Linked DNA regions of Mus musculus: region 2 is linked to region 1. Evidence: chromatin loops called from intact Hi-C (ENCODE). Cell type or tissue: left cerebral cortex. All regions are shown on one strand. Links, peaks and the distances in the headings refer to the core of each region. The heading gives the core; the rest is flanking DNA.

The links. Hi-C counts contacts between places; a loop is a spot of excess contacts. Peaks named below come from ENCODE experiments on the same cell type or tissue, not always from the same donor. Only the 100,000 strongest peaks of a DNase experiment are listed, where the experiment ranks them.
Region 2: it touches region 1 in a loop (19-fold over the local background); 5 of 42 quality-filtered maps call a loop at or near these places.

The regions. Positions count from the first base shown.
Region 1 is chr11:20,808,673-20,819,504 of GRCm38, reverse strand. The region is part of intron 1 of Gm32213 (a long non-coding RNA gene); the gene reads right to left. Among named protein-coding and RNA genes, the nearest start is that of Lgalsl, 17 kb to the left of the region's middle. In left cerebral cortex, for the core only: no CTCF peak of the experiment used is centred there; a DNase peak (open chromatin) is centred at 5,184.
Region 2 is chr11:21,853,502-21,864,333 of GRCm38, reverse strand. Wdpcp (WD repeat containing planar cell polarity effector) reads right to left here. Exons shown (of 18, transcript NM_145425.3): 15 at 6,725-6,887. Among named protein-coding and RNA genes, the nearest start is that of Gm32517, 140 kb to the left of the region's middle. In left cerebral cortex, for the core only: no CTCF peak of the experiment used is centred there; no DNase peak of the experiment used is centred there.

The DNA.
Region 1 (10,832 bases), core at 1,226-9,225:
ACACCTCAAACTGTCGTTGCTCTTCAAGATGATGTCATGAGAGTCCACTTAGAACCCTTCCAAGTAAGGTACACAATTTTAAAATCTCTCTCCCAACTGAAAGAGAAAATTCTGGCCTTTCTATTGGTTGTGCTTTTAAAGTGTGTGTGAATATTTAAGTGTATGCCTATGATTCTTCTCACATCTAAGGACATCACTTCTGATGTGAAAATTAAGCTAGATATGAAGAAAGCCTGAAAGGGAGAAGGCCCCATGTTTGGGTTGTAACAAGAGATAAAAGGCAAGCACCATCTGCCCTCGGGGATTTTGTGACTTGACTGGAAATGTGTGGTATAATAGTAAGGAAAGATTTACGACTGTACATACTTAGAACCAGAACGGGCAGAACCATGCATGCTCTGGGGAGCAGGGAGGTTGGAGAGGATAGAACTTTCTGCTGGGTTGGGTTCTCCAAGGGGGCTCTGGAGTCTGAACAACTCTAGTGCCACTTCTACAGTGACCCACTCATACTAAGGTCCCACTCAATCTTTGGGGTCAATGGGTATTGACATTTGGCTTCCTCAAGAAAGATTTCAGGGAGAAACTGTGTTGTTTTGTCTTTTGCTTCCTGTTTGGGGAGGGATAGAGTTTTATTTGGTAGCCCAGGCTGACCACAAGTTTTGATCCTTCCCTGCCTTGGGCTCTCCAGTACCAGGATTACAGATTTGCAACACCATGCCCAGATTTCTTTTCCCCCTGTTTGGACTTCCTTTGTTCTGCTTAATTATAAAATATTTAAGTTTGGCAGAAAGGTAACCCCTCCTTAACTAAGCCTTGAGCAAGGACTGTCTATGAGAAATCACACTGTGATTCTAACAAGCTCAGACTTTTCTCCATCTATTTAGCATCAAAACAAAAGTGAAAAACAAAACATGTTGTATAGATGAGGAACTTCTGAAGTCCTGTGAGCAACTCACCTGTTACTCCCGCACAAGAGACAAGAGCCTAACAAAAGGGATGGGATTCAAACTGCACTGGGGAGTTGTTTATTGGCCCTCTTATAGAGCATCCATCTGGCTTCCTGCAGTGCTATATGAAAATTGAAAGACACCATTTGTGTGTCTTACACTTTGCCCCTAACTGCAAACCAAGTCCTTCACCTCATGTTTGACCAGTGAAACAAATTACTCCAAAGCTAGAAGTGTACACACATACACACACACACACACACTCACATGCTCACACACCAACCTAAAAGTATAACACTAGACATTGTGAGAGCCAACTTCTGCTGGGCACATAGCTCAGCTATGTAGAACTTGCCTAGTGTTTACAAGGCCATTGTTTAATGCCCCAGCTGAGGGGAAGAGATTGGGAGTGAAGGGATTCTTGACTGAAACACCCCTTTCAAAAAGATTAAGCCAGTCTTCCTTTATATATCTGTATTTGCTAGCTGACTTGTATTTATCTCTGTATGCTGATTTTAGAATCTAGTTTATGAATGGTACAAACCTACGTCATTTATTTCAAGAAGGTAATTTTCTTATTATATAGGAAACCTATTCTATATCCTGGATTTTAGACACAGTTTCATCTAATACAGCTGTGGTGAGTGGGGAAATATTCCATAACCCACCCTGCCTAATATAGTGACCACAAACTTATGTGACTATTAAGCACTTAGAACGTGACTAGTGTGTTTGAATGAATGAGGAATTGAATTGTCAGAGCATTAGGCTTGCCAAGATCTTGTTTGGACTACTAGACCCTCTGAAGATACCAGAGCAGAAGTTTGTATGTTGAACCTATAATGCTAAGTATTGACTGTTGAGTTGATTAAATTAGAAATCTAGAGTATGGAGCTGGAGAGATGACTCAGTGGTTAAGACTACTTGCTGATCTTGCAAAGAATTTGAGTTCTGGCATCCACATGGTGGCTCACATCAGCCTGTAACTCTAGTTCCAGGGGATCTGATGTTCTTTTTTGACATCTGTAGGCACCAAGCACACACATGATGTGTAGACAGACAGACAGACATGCAGAAAAAAAACCCTCAAACAATAAGCAATTAAAAGTAAGACATGTGATCCCTTTAGCTCCTTGGGTACTTTCTCTAGCTCCTCCATTGGCAGTACAGGGGAACACCAGGGCCAAAAAAATGGGAATGGGTGGGTAGGGAAGTGGGGGGGGGGGAGGGTATGGGGGACTTTGGGGATAGCATTGGAAATGTAATTGAGGAAAATATGTAATAAAAAATATTTTTAAAAAAAAGTAAGACATGTGGAAGAAATGCACTGCTGCTCTGCTTGTTAGAGACAGTTCTCTGCCATGATCTCATCAATGCTTTGGAAAAGTGAGAAGTGGGACCCTCAGAGGAATTAGGTCACTTAAAGTGTTTCTGTAGCAGTCCAGCGGCCATGGAGAACTGTGTCTACCTGAAAGGATGAGGGGCGAGAGAAGGATGAAACCAAGACAAAGGTTCTGATCAAGTCTCAAAGTTTAATATTCAGCACTGTGTTTATATAGGGAGAGCCCACTGACCCATCCTTTATTTCAGCTGGATTGTGTTGCAAAGCAAGCTCAGTGGGCAGTCTACTCCTCAAAGCTCCTGTAGGAAACTGCAAATGTGGCTAGGCCAGATAACTCTAGCTAGGTCTTAAAACCATTGTGGCAAGCACTCAAGGTCTGTTTAGCCTACTCAAGGCTGGGGGAAGGACACATGTTTCTGTGAGGCTTCATCTTACATGGCCCTTCTCCTACTGCCCTTCTCTGCCTCCTGGCTGCCATGATGAGACATGTCCTGCTCTCTCTACCCTTATGGAAGGAATGCCATATCTGCAACCATGAAAAGAATTAATGATTCATCTCCTTTAGGTTGTGATAGTTAATGTTGATTCTCACAAGGCAGGATCTGGACATGTCTGTGAGATGTGACTTTGATCAAGTCAATTGAGGTGGGGAAAATCTGTGGGTGGCATTGTTCCATGGACTGAGGTTTTGAACTATATAAAAAAGAAAATCTAGATAAACATTAACATTTATCACTCTCTGCTTTGAAACTGTGAATGCATTGTGGCCAGCCACCTTCTGCTCCTGCTGACATATTTTCCCCACCACAATGGACTGTTTTCCCTTGGACCCAGAGTCAAAATAAGCCCCTCTCTCCTTAAGTTGCTTTTTATCAGTTACATTGTCATGGCAGTGAGACAAGTAACCCAGACAGTAGTTCTCCAGCATTCTGGTCATAGCAACACAAGAGTTCTGATACAGAGCCTAAGCCCTCCTTCAATTCAGGAACTCTGTATATTTCCTAAGGGCTAGTGGAGATCTGTTCATACTGGCATCTCTGTGTTCCTGGAAGGAAGTCAGAGAAGAAAGACAAGCAAGACCATTGTTTGCAAAGCTTGATGCTGCTCTTCTGGGACTGAAGAGTCTCTGTATCCTTCTCGTGCTTCTTCCCAAACCAACCATTCTGTGAATCCACCTCCCTGGACCACTGCAGGGAGACATCAGCAGGATGGTCTGCAGTCAGTGTGCAGTGGTGTGTCCAGCCACACTCCCAACCTTTCCCACGTGTCAGGCAAGGTGTCACACGACCTCCCCAGTCTGTCAGCAGCAACACAATGTCACCACCAAGCGTAGGAGCACGGTTTTCTGTGGGGAATCACACAGAGCAGATGCATGTGACTATCACCCTTACATTAGTGTGTTTGTCCAGAGCTCCAGATGCAGGATTTGGAGATGGCTCAGGGGTGGGAGCATGAAGACCTGAGTTCCAACCCTTCATACCCATGTACAAAGTTAAGTGTGATTGTGCCTGCCCATAATTCCAGAGCTGGGGAACAGGGACAGATGGATCCCAGGAGGCTCTGGTCAGACAGCCTAGCCAAAACGCCAAGTCTCTGGTTCAGTGAGAGACCATGTCTCAAGGAAGTAAGGTAGATAGTGATGAAGGAAGACACTTAACATCTGTCTCTGTCCTTCACATACATACACACAGGTTGTCACACAGAGAAACACACATACACACACAGTTAGTTAGTTAGTTAGTTAGTTAGTTAGTTAGTTAGTTAGTTAGAGGTCAGTTGACATTGTGCTACAACATTATCATCTATATACAACACATTCAAGAACCACACAATTGAGTTATATACACATACACATACACACACACACACAAAATATCTAGTTATGTTTTAAGTAAATTTATGGTTTTGTTTTGGGCTTTATTTGTAGCTGTTCTTGGGTTGAAAGCTCCTGGTCTTTCTAACAGGTAAGTTACTAATCTTCTATGCATTCTCCTAAAACCAATCTTAAAGAAAAATATAATATTTGTGTATCCAAAAGGCCAACCTACCTCAGAAGGTTTTGTATGCAGCAAAAGCAAACAAAATAACAATGCTAGTCATGGTTTGTCCTCCCCAAACACCCTTAATTTTTTGTCTCTCTTAGTGTGTCCAGTCCCAGGCAGCTCCAAACTTTCCCCCAGTGCCCTTGAGGCAGAGCTCTGTGGCCTGTACAACCACTCCCTTTCATACAGGAGGGGAGTTTGTCCTAAGAAAAAGAAGATGTCCCTGCCTTACCTTTGAGAAATTTCTGCTTCCTTTCTTAAAAATCTTAAGGCATCAAAGGCAATAAAGTCAGGACAGATGCCAGGGGGAAATTCTAGCCATTCCTAGCGCTTGCTCCTCTCATACCCAGGTTAATGTTGCCCTTTGCTTAGCAGCAACTCCATTCAGAAGACATTCCCAATCTCTTGGCTTGCTGAATGTTTTGTTTATCACATCCTTGAGGGTCTGTACCACATACTAGCTTTGTTTCCACTGCATCCTGAGCATGTAGAATGGGCTAGATGCTTAATAATGAATAAATGCTTGTTTGTGAATATACAGGAGCCAATTTACCTTCTATTTAAAAAAGTCTTTTTTCCCTTTTGGTTTTTTAAGACAGGGTTTCTCTGTGTAGCCCTGCCTGTCCTAGAACTCACTCTGTAGATCAGGCCAGCCTCAAACTTAAAGACTCTCCTGCGTCTGCCTCCCACGTGCTGAAGTTTAAAGACATGTGCCACCACTGCCTGGCCAAAATTTAGTTTCTTAAGACAACAATAAGCATTAGCTGGCTCATACAGTATCTGGTATGTAGAAATTTCAGAGCAGTTCAGCTAGTGGTTTCAGTATAGCTGTCACCTAGGGCTGCAGCAATCTAAAGTTAGGCAGGCAACAGCTACAGCATCCACACCCACACACAGGGCTGTTGGCTGCACAATCTTCTCTACAGGACGGCTTAAGTGAACATAGAGATTGACCCAGGAGTTAGCATTGAAGGAAAAGAGAAGATGGACTTTAGAAGCCACACTGCTACGTTATTCCATGACTTACTCAGGTCATCCCTATCCAGCTGAGAGGGAGTGACACCAGGAGACAGGACTAGGAACTGTCTCCTAGCTCTGCCAAAGGTGTGGCTGAACTTTGACACTTTCTTTGCATATGCTTGGAATTGCCCAAGGAAGGATCCTTATGACTGTTAAGATTCTGTACTCAACCCTAGGCTGCCGTTGCTCTGGAAACCTGCATCCTCTCTAGAACGCAGCCCCTCTGGGGTGCACATCTCCAAACCCTCAGAGTGAACTGAAAAAAAGACAACATAAAGAACACAGAAAGTCCCAACAGACCTCATACTGCAAATTACTGTTTTATCAAAAACTACATCAAAATCTCAAAATTATCAGCAGAGGGTGGAAAATGGATTCCTCCTGGGAACTTTAAATAAGCATAACTGTATTTTGGAAAATAATCTACTTTTTCAGGTCAGCAAAATATATAAGTACTCTTGAAAAGGTGTGTACAGTGAGCATTTCTCTAACTTCAGGTTAAATGTTTGTCCTTCTAATGGAATTGAATGTAAAAGCCTAGAGTAAAGTCTATTGCTAAACCTAGTCAGAGGTCACTAAATCTAATGTACGCATGGAGCAAGCACATGATTAGGTAAAATGGACACGCCAGCAGCTATCCCAAGACCTAGCCCTTGTTGCAACAGAAGAATGTGAGGCCTTTATTTATTTTTTTAAAAAATGCCAAGTAAGTAAAAATAATATTAACTATGTAGGTCATCGTGGGCCTGGATCTGGCCTACCAGCTGCCATTTGCAACATTTACCATAGATCAAAAGAACAAATAGCAGAGTAACCAGATACCTGATTGAGTGCTGGGTGCTGGGTACAGGGTGAGAGGGGCCTTAAACTCCTCAGCCTTTGGATTCGTCAGGCTTACTGAGAAAGTCTCCCATTGTCCTTGCCACAGACTTCATATCCTAGAGCAGGCAGAAGGTGAACAAACATAACAAGAAGAGTAAGAGAGACCAGGAGCCCAGTGGGCACAGGAGCTAATAGGTACATGTTGAAGAAGCCTCATCCACTGGGCCTCTGTGTCAGTGAAGGCACTTCCACAGTGGACTCTCTTCTGTGGGTTACAGCAAGGCAGCAGGTTCTTACACAGCATCTCTCTGCAGGCATAAAATCATCCAGAAACAGGCCTGCACCTTTGCCTTTAATCCTAACAACAAGCAGGAGGCAGACACAAGCAAGTTCCTGATAACCCGAGGCCAACCTGGTCTACATAGTGATTTCCAATTCAGCCAGAGCTATAAAGTGAGACCTTGTCTTTTGAGTAGAGTCATTGTCCGAGTGCAAAAGCAAAGCCGGGTGACAAAAGGATTGTGATTTGGATCTTGCCACTTATCAGCTGTGTAGCCATGTTGATTAGTGTTGAGCAGTCTAGGCCTCAGGTTTCTCATCTGCAATGTGGGGTTGCAAAACTCTTTCCACAGTGACTGTAAGGATGAAGCAAGAGATGGTCCATAAGATACTCATCCGAGCACCTAGCACAGAGTTCAGTAAGAGGTCACTGTCAGACCACATCAAGGTGACAATCTCCATAAACCATGGGGCGGTGTGTGTGTGTGTGTGTGTGTGTGTGTGAGAGAGAGAGAGAGAGAGAGAGAGAGTCTCACATGTGGGAAACAGTACCGACATAGGTGACAGACAGCTCTGTGGTGGAGTTCAGTGGTGAGCTGGGTATCAGGTTACTGTTTTAGCCTATTCCTTGGGAGCAGTTCATGGGTCTGACCCACCTCCCAGTGTTGGTTAGAAAGGCTTAATTAGTAGCTGGGAGAAGAGCATCCTCATTCCAGCAAGCCAGCAGAGTGCATCCTGCAGCCACAAGGAGATGGGAACAGTCATTTAGGCCCTAATGAGCTTGTTGAGCTGTGATCCTGGGCCCTGGAGAGCCTTACTAATTACCCCATGTTGTTTGTTTGGGCAGCTTGACTTCTCATTTGTTTCAGGTTTTCCTCACTGGGCAGGCTCCCTTGCTGAGCTCGGCTTGGTTCCACCATGTGTACCCCACACATCCTTTCTAAGTAGAGTCTAAGGTAGACTTTTGGCAGTGCAGAGTTATGAGACAGCCTCGGGATTTCTTCAATCCCTTCTCAGTCCACCTGAACAGCTTTCATTTGTACCCAGCGACCTCACTTCTCTTTCAATCCATTCTAGAACGTATTACAATCTATTTAGAGCTCCAGGGGAGAAAAGAACCAGATTTCCGCTTTTCTACAAATAGTTAAGTAGTGAGCAAAGCACCAGACACTTTTAGGTGAGAGGTTTGGAGTTCTGTCCCCTGCCCCCGGCTTCAGTGACAAACTTGGCATATGACATTTCGTCTGCGGCTCATGAAAATAAAACCTGTTCACACTCCATTAAGTTCAAGGTACTCCATGGCCTAAAACATGTAAAACTATTCACTCAGTGTGTACAGGGGATGTGTCTACCTGGATGGGTCATTTGCAGTGGGCAGCAGACAGCAGAGACTCATGTTCCAGCACACCACACCAATACCCACAGCTGATGCAGGGCACAGTGCTCCCTTCCAGAACAGCCCTGTCCTGGAGATGAGTTTTGCGTGCTCCACGTGTGAAGAGTACCCGGAAATGTCCAGAAGGGCAGCATCTTACCCCTGAGGGACTGGGACATGGATCTAGGTCTCAAGTAAGGGCTGACAAGGGCCAACGAGACTGTTCTACAGCATATCTAACATTTTCCTGGTGACAAAGCTGACATCCAGGGAGATAAAGCCGACAACTTAAAATCGCTTAGGTGTTAAAAGTAACTCCAGAGCTCCTGCTTCCAAGGCCCCGGGCTCCTTGCAGAGAAAAGCCAGAAGCAGGAGAGACAGGGTGAGAAGTTAGAATAAGGTAAGGAAGCATGTGGGAGAGAGGAGTTGGGTCTTCCAGACACACGGTGTTTCTCAAGACATCCCAGTTTAGAGGGCAGTGACGGCACTCCACAAAATGAATTTCGTTTAAAGATAAGGGCTTGCTTTCCATTGTCACCTTGACCACATTAAGATACATCTAACTCATCTAACTCCTCTGCTACGAGGGTTTGCTGAGAAAGGTAACGAATCCTAAGGGAAATAACTATAGCAAGAAAAAGAGATGCTGAGAGAGGAGGCTCCATTCTATCTTCTTCAGATGCCTCCAGAGGAGAACACCTGAGACACTGTGGGAGAACTGGAAGCTTTATCAAATGCCTTCTGGGGGCATTTGGGTACTCATATGCCTCTGGTCTGTAGAGACGCTTCTAGTAGAAGGTATAATGACAGAAAGTGTATACATTTGTCATCTCTGAGTCCTTCCACTAGCATAATTATCCTTCAGACTAGAACTGGGATGGTAATGCTTGACTGTCAGGGATTTTTTTTTTTGTTTGAGACAGGGTCTCACTACATAGTCCTGGCTGTCCTGGTATTCACCCAGTTGACCAAGCTGGCCTCGAATTCACAGAGATCCTCCTGCTTCTGCCTCCTAGAGGTACAGCTTGTTCCCTTGCTGAGATTAAAGGCATGTGCCACTACTACTAAAATTTTAAAAATCAGATTTATAAATCAGTGTGGATACAAATTTGGGTGGGTCTGTGAGAAGTGTCTAGATCAGGTTAACTGGGGTTAATCTACCAAAATGTAGGCAGCACTGCTCTATGGGCTGAGGTCCCCAATTGAAAACACACACATACACACACACACACACACACACACACACACACACACACGGGGGAGCTCACATCAGCATCAGCGGACATCATTCTCTGCTTCCTGGCTCTCAGTGTGACTCAGCCTTCGGTTCCTTCCTCTGAACCTCTCTTGCCACTGCATCTCCTCAAACTGCAAGCCTGTGCATTCCCCACCTTCCTTAAGTTGCTTTTGTCAGGTATGCCATGGCAACAAGAAAAGTCTCCACTACAGAGGCCAAGAGTCAAACCTGCTAGGTGTCCCTATTGTCCATTCTGCAATAGGCACTGACTTAAAATGATGGTTCCTCCATGGGGCCTAGATCCTCCACTTTATAAGGAACTGTCCATGACTGAGGAGAGGTGGAGGCCCCTCAGGTGCCTTCTGTGTTAAGTCAGCAAATGTGACTATGGACCTGCAAAGGCCATAGGGGTACTGAGGTTCTAAGTCTCCCTAAATCTGCCAAACAATTGTGCTGCCCACAGAGTGGTGGTTTGCTATATTGACTTGTGTCTCTGGGCTAAGCAGAATGAAAAGAAAGAACAGGATTCTGGGGCTTCGCTCCCCTGCTGGGGGTTCTGTGGCTCTGAGGAATGCCACATTTGCTCTCCCAGACAGGCTGTCCACTTTCTGTTCTTTCCTTGCTACTTATGCTCCCCAAAGAGCAGCTTTTCACTTCTGCAATTAAGTGAATGGTAATTCATCATAGGAGTGCCAGCTGGTTGTAGGGCTCAAGGCAGGTGTAGCCAAGAACAGCACAGTCTGCAGCTAGGAAGTGTTTCTCCCTCCTCCATGCCCAGTTTTCCTGTACAATGTCAATTTAGATAGTATGCTTACAGTCATAAGCAGGCATTAGTATCATAGAGATGTCAAACAGCAAAGGCATTCCTTTGCTACTTTGCTTTTTGTTGTTGTTTTGTTTTGTTTTGTTTTCAAGATAGGGTTTCTCTGTGTAGTCCTGGCTGTCCTAGAACTCACTCTGTAGACCAGGCTGGCCTTGAACTCAGAAATTCACCTGCCTCTGCTTCCCAAGTGCTGGGATTAAAGGCGTGTGCCACCACACCTGGCCCCTTGCTACTTTGTATCCACCCTGTGCTGGCAGAGGGCGATGGCTCACTATGTACATTGAAATTTCTAACCTGTGCACATGTTCCTGAGGCTGGAGACCCTTCACTAATGAGACTGGAGCTTTATCCAGTAGTCAGTTTTCCCTACAATGTGATTCTGGGGGTGGTGGAGTAAGCTGGCGTGAGAAGGGCAAGGCTATTCATCCCAGAGCAGTGGAAAGGCCTGGTTAGGGAACTGATGCTCAGTTTCAAACTGTCAGTCTTGGGACTTGGGGGATGTCTCAGTGGATAGGAGCACTGGCTGCTCTTCCAAAGGACCTGGGTTCAACTCCAAGCACCCACATGGTGACTCACCACAGTCTATCATGCCAGTTCCAGGGAGCCCTTGTCCTCTTCCAGCCTCAGTAGTCACCAAGCACATACATAATGTACAGAGATATGTGCAGACAAAACTCCCATGCGCATTAAACACATCCATACATACTGTGGGCTCCATACTTTGGGAACTAGGGCAATTCACACATGCTGTGACTACTTTCTGTGGCATTTTCTATAAAAGAAGCAGCCTGGATTTGGATCATGGTGAATGGGCTGCAAGATGCAAGCTCGGTCACCAAGCACAACAATGGTTCTTGTCCACAGAAAACCTGGTCATCCAGGGCGTTGGACCAAGCAGGATGCAGACCCACCTCCTTCTCTACTAGGAAAAAGCCAGGCAGTCAC
Region 2 (10,832 bases), core at 1,970-9,969, 1.0 Mb before region 1:
ACCTTCTGTGAACTGTAAGATGAAACTCAAGGAAGAGGGCACTGGGCTGAGCACACACTGAATCTGGACCAATAGAACTCTGCCAGCCATTATGAGAAAGGTCTTTGTGTCTGCACTGACAGAGGTGGCAGCTGGAGCTGAGCCAAGAGCTGCAGGGAATCTTAAACAGGGATCCAGGCAGCTCACCAGAAAATACAACCCGAAGGACAGGCCAGAGGTGTGATCAGCATCTGAGGGAGACGTCATCTTTGTAGTTCTGCCTACTTGCCGGGTCACACGTGTAACCCAGTCTATCAAAGGAAGGCCTGGAAGTAGGAACAGGACAGCCCTGCGGACAAATGGACCACTGAGATCCAGAGATGGGTCTCCCAGATACTGAGAGGAATCCAGCAAAGTGGCAAACAGACAGACTGGACTGCTTTCAGACTCCACTGGCTCTCCACCTACCACATTCACTCTTTGTAGTCTAAATTCATACAGCCTTTATTTAATATTCATGTCCATTTGCCAGGCCAGCTCTGCTGCCTTATCCACTTAAAAAACAATTGTTGCAAGATATTTGATCACCCTGTGAACCACAAGACTGTGTTATTTACTGGAAAAAAAGTTTCTAGTTATGGTGTGGTTTAGTCCTTAGCATACACCTTTAATCCTTCTGGCTAGAATACAGACATACTCTTAGTACACATCTTTAACTCAAACCATGGAAGTAAGTCAGTTTGTAGAAGGAAGCACTATGTTTGAAAGTGATGTCTAATTGAATGGCAGACAAAGTGATGAATCAGAGAAATATTTAACAGAATGGGATATGCCCAGCTCTCACGAGAAAAGAGAGCAAAGGGGAACCACTGAAGAGAATAGTATAGACAGACAGGGAGAGAGGAAAGAGGCAGTTTCACTGAGAGAATCTTACAGAGATAGGTTGAAGAGAGAACAAGCTAGACACAGGAGAATACAAAATGAGCCAGAGAATGAGAAAGAGCCAAAAATTAAAACAGATTGCCAGAGTTAGTTTGAGGCCAAGCAGAGTGATTCAGTCAGAAGCCTAGAGAAGCCAGATTGAATCAGGTTGGAAAGGAGTTTGAGCCAGAAGAGCTGAGTTGAATCAGCAAGCTAGGGTACAGACAGAAGAAAGGGTGAGCTATTCAGCAGTAAATCTCAAAGGCTGAAAACACTCTAGGCCTAGATAACTGTAGGGAGGCTAGATGCTTCTAGGCCTAGGCCTCAGCTAGCAGACTGAGATAGTAAAGCCTCAGAGATGACAAGTCCATCAGGCAAGTCAAAGTTACTCTCACAAAAGTCATAGCAGAGACTTCCCAGACTTACAAGGGAAAACATAGAACGCCAAACAGATGCGATCAGAGAACCTCACAGTATAGTAAAGCACTTAATTAAGTATTTAAATATACAGAACAAAGGAAGGAGAGAAAAACACCAAGTCATATTTAACAGCGAATTTCTCAACAGGAACTAAAAAAATTCAGGAGGCTGGATGATAAACACTTTCAACAAAGAAACAAGATAAAAAAATGTAACAAAGAGAATTAAGTAGCCTTCTTATGCACCATAACAAACACGATGATGAGGAAATCAGGAAAACAATCCAATTCACAATTCACCACACACACACACACACACACACACACACACACACACACACACACACACTAAACTTAATCAAAATAGTGAAAGACCACTGTAATGAAAATGTTAAACCATTTGAGAGGAATTGAAGAATACATTAGCAGATGAAAAAAATCTCTTGTGCTTATATATTGTTAAAATATTGTAAAAATGGCTATCTTTTTAAAAATGCAAACAAATTTCATTCAGCCTTCTTCAAAATTTCATAGAAATAAAAAAAAATCTTAAAATTCATTTGGAAGTGCAAAAGACCTTTGATAGTCAAAGCAATCTTGAGTGGGAAAACAAAGGAAAAACAAACAAACAAACAAACAAAAAACTCAAACTACAAACAAACCAAAAAAACCAAAGTACAATCCTGGAGATAACATCACATCTTATTTGAAGTTATGTTACAATATCAACATGGGGCGGGAGAGATAGCTTAATGGGTGAAGTTCTTTCTGTGTAAGTATAAGGACCTGAGTTAAATCTCCAGAATCATGTAGAAAAGCCAGGTATGGTGGCACATGTTTGCAATTGGTGGAGACAAGCTGATCCAGATAGACTGTTGGTTGGCCAGCCTATCTTAATAAGACTTGTGATGAGAGATACATATGTCTCAACAAAACAATGTGGGTATCTTGCAAGGGCTGACATGTGATGGACCACTTGCCTCCAGAAGCACATCCACATAGCCACACACATGTGTAAGCCACCCATACATATACATGGTGTTATGGTACTGGTACATGGAATGGATCAGAAGACACAGATATAGGCTCACATAGCTACAGCCATGTTATTACATATAAACAAATGGTGTTAAGAAAGCTGGATATCTCTATACAGAAGATGAAACTAGATTCATGCACAGAATCCAATGACAAATGGATAAAACTTGGGAAGGTGACCAGACCTCAAAAGAAAAACAGTTTATGCTCCTTTTCACATGTGAGTCCTAGCCTTGAATCTTCAGCTTTGTGTGTTTAACATGGAGTACTGTGGAGGCTAGGGAATGAGAAAGGGGCAAAGGAGGAGGGAAGGCTCCCATAAGGGAGGGGCAATGGGTAAAACAAGGAGAGACGGGGAATACTGAGGGAGAAAGTAAGGAAGGGGAATAGAGGTGTGGGTAGAGAAGTGGAAGGGTTAATAATTATATAGCGTATATGAAGAGCCATATGTAACTTGTGCTGTAACCCAATTACACACTTTCTTTGGAGATAGGAGGACTGGCAGGTGGGAGATGAGAGTGATTAGAATGCATCTTGCATAAATATGTCAAAAATTTAATGAAAAATAGAAAAATTTCAAATGGGTTAATGGACTGCACAGAAAGTTCTATAAAGAACAAATCTAATGAGCAATAAATATTTTTAAAGTGTTCAACATCTTTAGGTAGCAGGAAGATTCAAGTTAAAAGTACTTTGATATTTCTTTTTTTATTTTTTTTTATGTTTTTTCTTTTTTATGCTTAGTAATTTTTATTGGATATTTTATTTATTTACATTTCAAATGTTATCCCCTTTCCTGATTTCCACTCTAGATACCCCCTATCATATCCCCCTCCTCTCGGTGTGCCTCCACCCATTCACCCACTCCCACCTCCCCACCTTTGCATTCCCCTATACTGGAGCATTGAGCCTTCACAGGACCAAGGGCCTCTTCTCCCATTGATTCCCAACAAGGCCATTCTCTGCTATATATACGTCTGGAGCCACGGGTCCCTCCATGTGTACTCCTTGGTTGGTGGTTTAGATCCTGGGAGCTCTGGTTGGTTGATACAGTTGTTCTTCCTATGGGGCTGCAGATCCCTTCAGCTCCTTCAGTCCTTTCTCTAACTCCTCTATTGGGGACCCTGTGATCAGTTCAATGCTTGGCTATATGTAGCCTTCTGTACATGTCAGGCTCTGGCAGTGCCTTCTGTATATGTCAGGCTCTGGCAGTGCCTCTCAGGAGACAGCCATATCAGGCTCCTGTCAGCAAGCACTTCTTGGCATCTGCAATACTGTCTGGGTTTGGTGACTGTATATGAAATGGATCCCCAGGTGGGACAGTCTTTGGATGGCCTTTCCTTAAGTCTCTGTTCCACACTTTGTGTCTGTATTTGCTCCTGTGAGTATTTTGTTCCCTCTTCTAAGAAGAACTGAAGCACCCACACTTTGGTCTTCCTTCTTCTTGAACTTCATGTCTGTGAATTGTATCTTTCATATTTCATCTCAGCATAGAATAGCTACCATCATGAAAACAACAACAAATACTGGCAGGAGGAGAGGAATTGCTCTCTGATGTGCGAGTGTGTGGTGTGCACACTGGAAACCACTGAGGAGGCCTCTATAAATGTGACAGATATTCAAAGCAGTTTGTGCCTTCTAAGACATACTTCCATGTTCATGTTTGTTGCTCTGTTCTCAATAGCAAGAAAATGCAGTAAGCTGAATGGCCATCAACCAACAGCCTAACAATGAAAGTATGAGAGATAAATTAAGTGCAGTTTTGTTCAAATGCAGAAAAGTTGATGCAGCCAAAACACATTAAGTGCGGTAACTCTGGCTCAAAGAAAACAAACCCATTCTTAGATGTAGATGCTATAATTTAATTTTTATATATGTGGATTTATGTGGAAGTGTGTATAGAAACCAGGAAACTAGGAAGGGTCCAACAAGAAGGGGAAGAGGCTTTAAGAGAACAGAGGAGTTGGAGACTTTTCTTGTGAGTAGAAGGTAAACACTGAACACAGAATGCTTCAGCAGGGATATGGAGGAGCAACATGGAGGATGGATGGGAGGAGGGCTGATCAGAGCTAAGTATGTGTGAAGAAGCTGTAAGACTGGAAAACATGACCCAGTATTTTATTGGCTAATTAAAGATAAAAGTGTGGACAGAGGTACCCTGTGCAAGTAGATAACCCCACTCCCAGAAAACATAAGGTTATTAACTAAAACCTCAGCAGCAGGCTCCTGAGATCCCCAGAACAAAGGACATGGTTATTCCTGCTGGTTGTCAGCAGAACTAGACTGGAAGACTCTTGATAAAGACAGCATACTATTGTGGGCTTAAAACACAGAGGAATGAAACTGACACTGAGCGGGAGGGTCCCTCCTGAAGGACCGCCCTTAAAGTGCCAGCAGAGCTATGTGGGCTGGCATGAGATGGCTCTGGTCAAATCTTTTCTGGGTTACGGACCAACAACCCTCTGTGCTAATCTAATGGCTTGCTAGACAAGACTCACTGGCACAAGGGTGGCATGGCTTTCAGACAGGCAACCAATGGCTTTTTATCAGACTTCAGGAATGCTCACATGAGGGAATTTGAGTGTAGATCTATAAACCTTGCCAATAACTCATGGCCAGCAATTCTATAAACCTTAGTGAGGAAGATGCTAATGCTGTTTTGATAACTGACAGGATGTGTCTGTTCAACTACCTTCTACATACTGAAATTTAAGTTATCAGAATCGTCCTGCTGCAATCTGTGGTCAGAGAAGCTTCTTTTTGTAGTGGGCAGTGGTTATTGCACAGACTCATAATGGATGTCCAAGTGCCGAAAGTGCAGTTGCTGAATTCTCAGTCGTAGATGGAATATCTCCATCACCTCCTTACGGATCAGGGAACACCATGCAAGAGTGAATACATGTAGGTGTGAGAGGGAAGGGTGAAAAGCTGTGGAATGCTGACTTCTGGATGCTGTTGCACTTGAACTCTCAGCAGTGTGGTCACCTGTGCAAGGCTGGCATAGGACTGGGCAAGCCAACACTGTCACGGAAGAAGAGAGACTCATGAGGTCTTGCCCCTTCCTGAATTAAAAATAAAAATCTTTTAAGAGGATTTTTAATATGGGCTGGAGAGATGGCTCAGTGGTTAGGAGCACTCACTGCTCTTCCAGAGGTCCTGAGTTCAATTCCTAGCAACCACATGGTGGCTCACAGCCATTTGTAATGGGATCCAGTGCCCTCTTCTGGTGTGTCTGAAGACAGCTACAGCATACTCATACTCATATACATAAAATAAATCTTAAACCAGGCGGTGGTGGCGCACACCTTTAATCCTAGCACTTGGGAGGCAGAGGCAGGTGGATTTTTGAGTTTGAGGCCAGCCTGGTCTACAGAGTGAGTTCCATGACAGCCAGGGCTATACAGAGAAACCCTGTCTTGAAAAACCAAAACAAAAAACAAACAACTTAAAAGGAAATAAAAGATTTTTAATGTGTGTGTGTGTATGTGTGTGTGTACACACACATGCCTGGATGAGTTTATGTGTACCACATGTATCCAGGTACCAGAGGAAGACAGACTTACAAGCAATTAAATAATTTCTGGAAAGGGAGAGACTTTTTTTTATGCTATAGCCACTTTGGAAGTTGCTTACAATCCTCTAAATGACTCCTTACCCTTATTTTTGTAATTAATACTAATTATACTCACTTGGTTCACACACACACACACACACACACACACACACACACACACACACCTTGAAAAGTAAATTCAATGAATATATTAATAAGATTATATACTTCATGACTAAGTTGTTTTTATCCCCAAAATGTAAGGTTGACTCAAAATATGCTAATCAAAAAATTTAATGCATCATTTCAGAATATACCAATACAAATTACATAATTATTTCAGTAGGTCCAGGATAGGCAGTTGACAATTTAACATACTTTCATGAAGGTCCTGAAGAAACTATGTATAGAGGGAACACATCTAACAGAACAAAGGCTGTATGTATTAAATCCGTAGACAAAATCATGCTAAATGAAAAGATATCTAGTCCACTTCCTCCATAGGTTAGAATGAGACAAGGTTTTTCACTCTCTCTACTCTTATTCAATTCTGAGATTGGAGTCTTGGAAATAGCAATAAGATAACAGAAATACATACAGGGATATAAGTGAGAAAATGAGACAGTTATCTCCGCTTGTAGGTGACGCAATTCAGAATCGATCCAGTTGAATCATTTGACTCTTGGATCTACTAAAACACATTCAGCAAAGTGGCAGGATACAAACTCAACATAGAGAAATCAGCTGCAAGGTCACATCTGTTGAATGTGAAGTACTTCCTTATGCAGTAAGCTCCTAACTTACTATATCTTACCTGCTTGAAGGGCCATTTGGTATTTTCTGTTGAAGAGTTTGCATGTGTGTTGAACCAATGGAAGGAAGAAGGCCTGGAAACTTGTTTTCTCCTTCAGGCATGAGAGCTGAGCTGGCAAAACCTTCATTCAGCATGTCTCTTCTGTCCAAGGGCCCCAGGAGCTCTGTGTGTATGAGATGGATGAGATATGAGAGAATGGAAAGACAGTTTCTGCTAACTAGCTCATGGCTAACAATTTTCTTGTGCCTAGTGCAGCCCTCTCCTTTGCCATCTGCTAAGTAGCACTTGGTAGCAGGGGGTGGGAACCCCGACAGACCCTGTCTCTGATAAGTGCTGTCGTTCTGTTTACCTACGGGGTTAACAACATGAGTGTTCTCAAAATCAAATTTGAAAATTCTTTCGTACTTTACCTATTCACGTTGATTTGTCAACACTTTAATCACCTTTTTTTGCATACTAAAGAGTTTAGTATAACAATTTAATTCTGCAGTTTTTGGTTGTGGAAAATGCCAGTAGACAGTACAAACAAAGGAAATAAGTTTTCTTTGCCTTAAGGATTAAGGATCCGACTGACGGATGCTTTAACATAGAAAAGTACCTTCCCAACTGGAGTTAGTTTTATTTTATTTATTAAACTAATAAAACGTATTTTAAAATATACAACTAAGTATTGACATTTTTTAAGTCAACAAAAATAATTTATAATAGTTAAATGCCTCTTAAATATACATGATATCTTCTGTAGCCAAAAGTAGTATGCACTTAACCAGTTTTTAAAATCTATTTGAAACATTAAACATGATAGAAGTAGAAAAAAAACCTCTTATGAAGTTCTCTATGAAAGGAAATTGTGACAAGTTCCTGATTAGACAGAAACTGTTCCATCTCCAAGGGAGAATACACAGTGTAACTGTAGCTTCCTGGAATGAGTTGGGTAGTGTTCCTTCTGATTCTATTCTGTGGAATAGTTTGAAGAGTATTGGTGTTAGGTCTTCTTTGAAGGTTTGATAGAATCCTGCACTAAATTCATCTAGTCCTGGGCTTTTTTTGGTTGGGAGAATTTTAATGACTGTTTCTATTTCTTTAAGGGTTTTGGGACTGTTTAGATGATTTTTCTGATCCCGATTTAACTTTGGTACTTGATATTTGTCTAGAAAAAAATTGTCAATTTCACCCAGATTTTCCAGTTTGGTTGAAAAAGTTTTGGTAGTAGGATCTGATGATTTTTTTTGGATTTCTTCAGTTTCTGTTGTTATATCTCCCTTTTCATTTCTGATCTTGTTAATTTGGATACTGTCTCTGTGCCTTCTGGTTAGTCTGGATAAGGGTTTATCTATCTTGAGTTTCTCAAAGAACCAGCTCCTGGTTTTGTTGATTCTTTGTATAGCTCTTTTTGTTTCTACTTGGTAGTTTCAGCCCTCACTTTTATTATTTCCTACTGTCTACTCCTCTTGGGTGTATTGCCTTTTCTTTGTGTTCTAGAGCTTTCAGATGTGCTGTTAAGCTGCTAGTGTATGCTCTCTCTAGTTTCATTTTGGAGGCACTCAGAGCTATGAGTTTTCTCTTAGCACTGCTTTCATCATGTCCCATAAATTTAGGTATGCTGTACCTTCATTTTCATTAAAAATTCTAAAAAGTCATTAATTTCTTTCTTTCTTCCTTGACCAAGTTATCATCAAGTAGGGCATTGTTCAGCTTCCATGTGTATGTGGGCTTTCTGTTGTTTTTGTTGCTATTGAAGACCAGTCTTAGTCTGTGGTAATCTGATAGGATGCATGGGATTATTTCAATCTTTTTATATCTGTTGAGGGCCATTTTGTGACCGATTATATGGTCAGTTTTGGAGAAGCTACCATGAGGTGCTGAGAAGAAGGTATATTCTTTTGATATAGGATGAAATATTCTAGAGTTATCTGTTAAATCCATTTGGTCCATAATTTCTGTTAGTTTTAATATGTCTCTGTTTAGTTTCTGTTTCCATCATCTGTCCATTGATGAGAGTGGGGTGTTGAAGTCTCCCACTATTACTGTGTGAGGTACAATGTGTGCTTTGAGCTTTAGTCAAGTTTCTTTTATGAATGTGAGTGCCCTTGCATTTGGAGCTTAGATGTTCAGAACTGAGAGTCCTTCTTCATAGATTCTTTTTTCATTTGATGAGTAAGAAGTGTCCTTCCTTATACTTTTTGATAACTTTTGGTTGAAAGTTGATTTTATTGGATATTAGAATGGTTACTCCAGCTTATTTCTTGGAACCATTTGCTTGGAAAATTGTTTTTCCAGTCCTTTACTCTGAGGTAGTGTCTGTCTTTGACACTGAGGTGCATTTCCTATGAGCAGCAAAATGCTGAGTCCTGTTTGTACATCCAGTCTATTAGCCTATGTCTTTTTATTGGGGAATTGCGTCCATTGATGTTAAGAGATATTAAGGAATAGTGATTGTTGCTTCCTGTTATTTTTGATATTTTTCTGTTTGTGTGGTTATCTTCTTTTCGGTTTGTTGAAAGATTAGTTTATTGCTTTTTCTATGGTGTAGTTTCCCTGTTTGTGTTGGCATTTTCAATCCATTATCCTTTGTAGGGCTGAATTTGTGGAAAAATATTGTGTAAATTTGGCTTTGTCATAGAATATCTTGGATTCTCCATCTATGGTAATTGAGAGTTTTGCTGGGTATAGTAGCTTGGGCTGGCATTTGTGTTATCTTAAGGTCTGTATATCACCTGTCCAGGATCTTTTGGCTTTCATAATGTCTGGTGAGAAGTTTGGTGTAATTCTACTAGGTCTGCCTTTATATGCTTCTTTCCCCCTTACTCCTTTTAATACTCTTTCTTTGTTCTGTGCATTTGGTGTTTTGACTATTATGTAATGGGAGGAATTTCTTTTCTGGTCCAATCTATTTGGAGTTCTGTAGGCTTCTTTTATGTTTTTATGTGCATCTCTTTCTTTAGGTTAGGGAAGTTTTCTTCTATAATTTTGTTGAAGATATTTACTGGTCCTTTAAGTTGGAACTCTTTGCTTTCTTCTATACCGATTATCCTTAGGTTTAGTCTTTTCATTGTGCCCTAAATTTTCTGGATGTTTTGGGTCAGCATCTTTTTGCATTTCACATTTTCTTTGACTGTTGTGTCAATGATTTCTATGGTATCTTCTTCTCCTGAGATTCTCTCTTCTATCTTTTGTATTCTGTTGATGATGCTTGCTTCTATGACCCCTGATCTTTTTCTTAGGTTTTCTATCTCCAGAATTGTCTCCCTTTGTGATTTCTTTAGTTTTTCTATTTCCATTTTTAGATCCTGGGTGATTTTGGTCAATTCCTTCACCTGTTTGTAATTCTTTAAGGGATTTTTGTGTTTCTTCTTTAAGGACTTCTAGCTGTTTACCTGTGTTCTCTTGTATTTCTTTAAGGGAGTTACTTATGTCCTTCTTAATGTCCTCTATCATCATCATGAGATGTGATTTAAAATCAGAGTCTTGCTTTTCTGGTGTGTTGGGAGCAACCAGGGCTCACTGTGGTGGAAGAACTGGGTTCTGATGATGCCAAGTAGCCTTGGTTTCTGTTGCTTATGTTCTTGTCCTTGCCTCTTGCCATCTGATTATCTCTGGTGTTAGCTGGTCTTGCTGTCTCTGACTGTGGCTTTTGCCTTCTGCAAGCCTGTGTGTCTATATTCCTGGGAGACCCATTTTCCCTTGAAGGAATTTGGGTATGGAAAGCTGTGGCACAGGGTTGGCTCCAGGATGCAGATGGAAACTGGAAGGATCCTGTCCCTGGCTGTTCATTGGTTCCTGTGTCTTGATGGCTCTGCGGGGGGAGTCCCTCTTGGACCAGGAATTTGAACAGAAGTGGTGGTGGTCTTACCTGTGCTCACAGTTGTGTCAGCACTCCTGGGAGGCCAGCTGTCTCCCGATGGTATTTGGGTATGGAGCACTGTGGCACAGGATCAGCTCCCAGCACCCTACATTTTCTTAATGCTATTCAATTGCCATACTATTTCATTACTTTGGACAATTGTAAGAAACCACTCTACTTTAATATATAGTACATAAAGTTGAATCACTTTAAGGTATTTTATGTGTATGTATATGTGCTTTTGTGCACCATATGCAGAGAAGG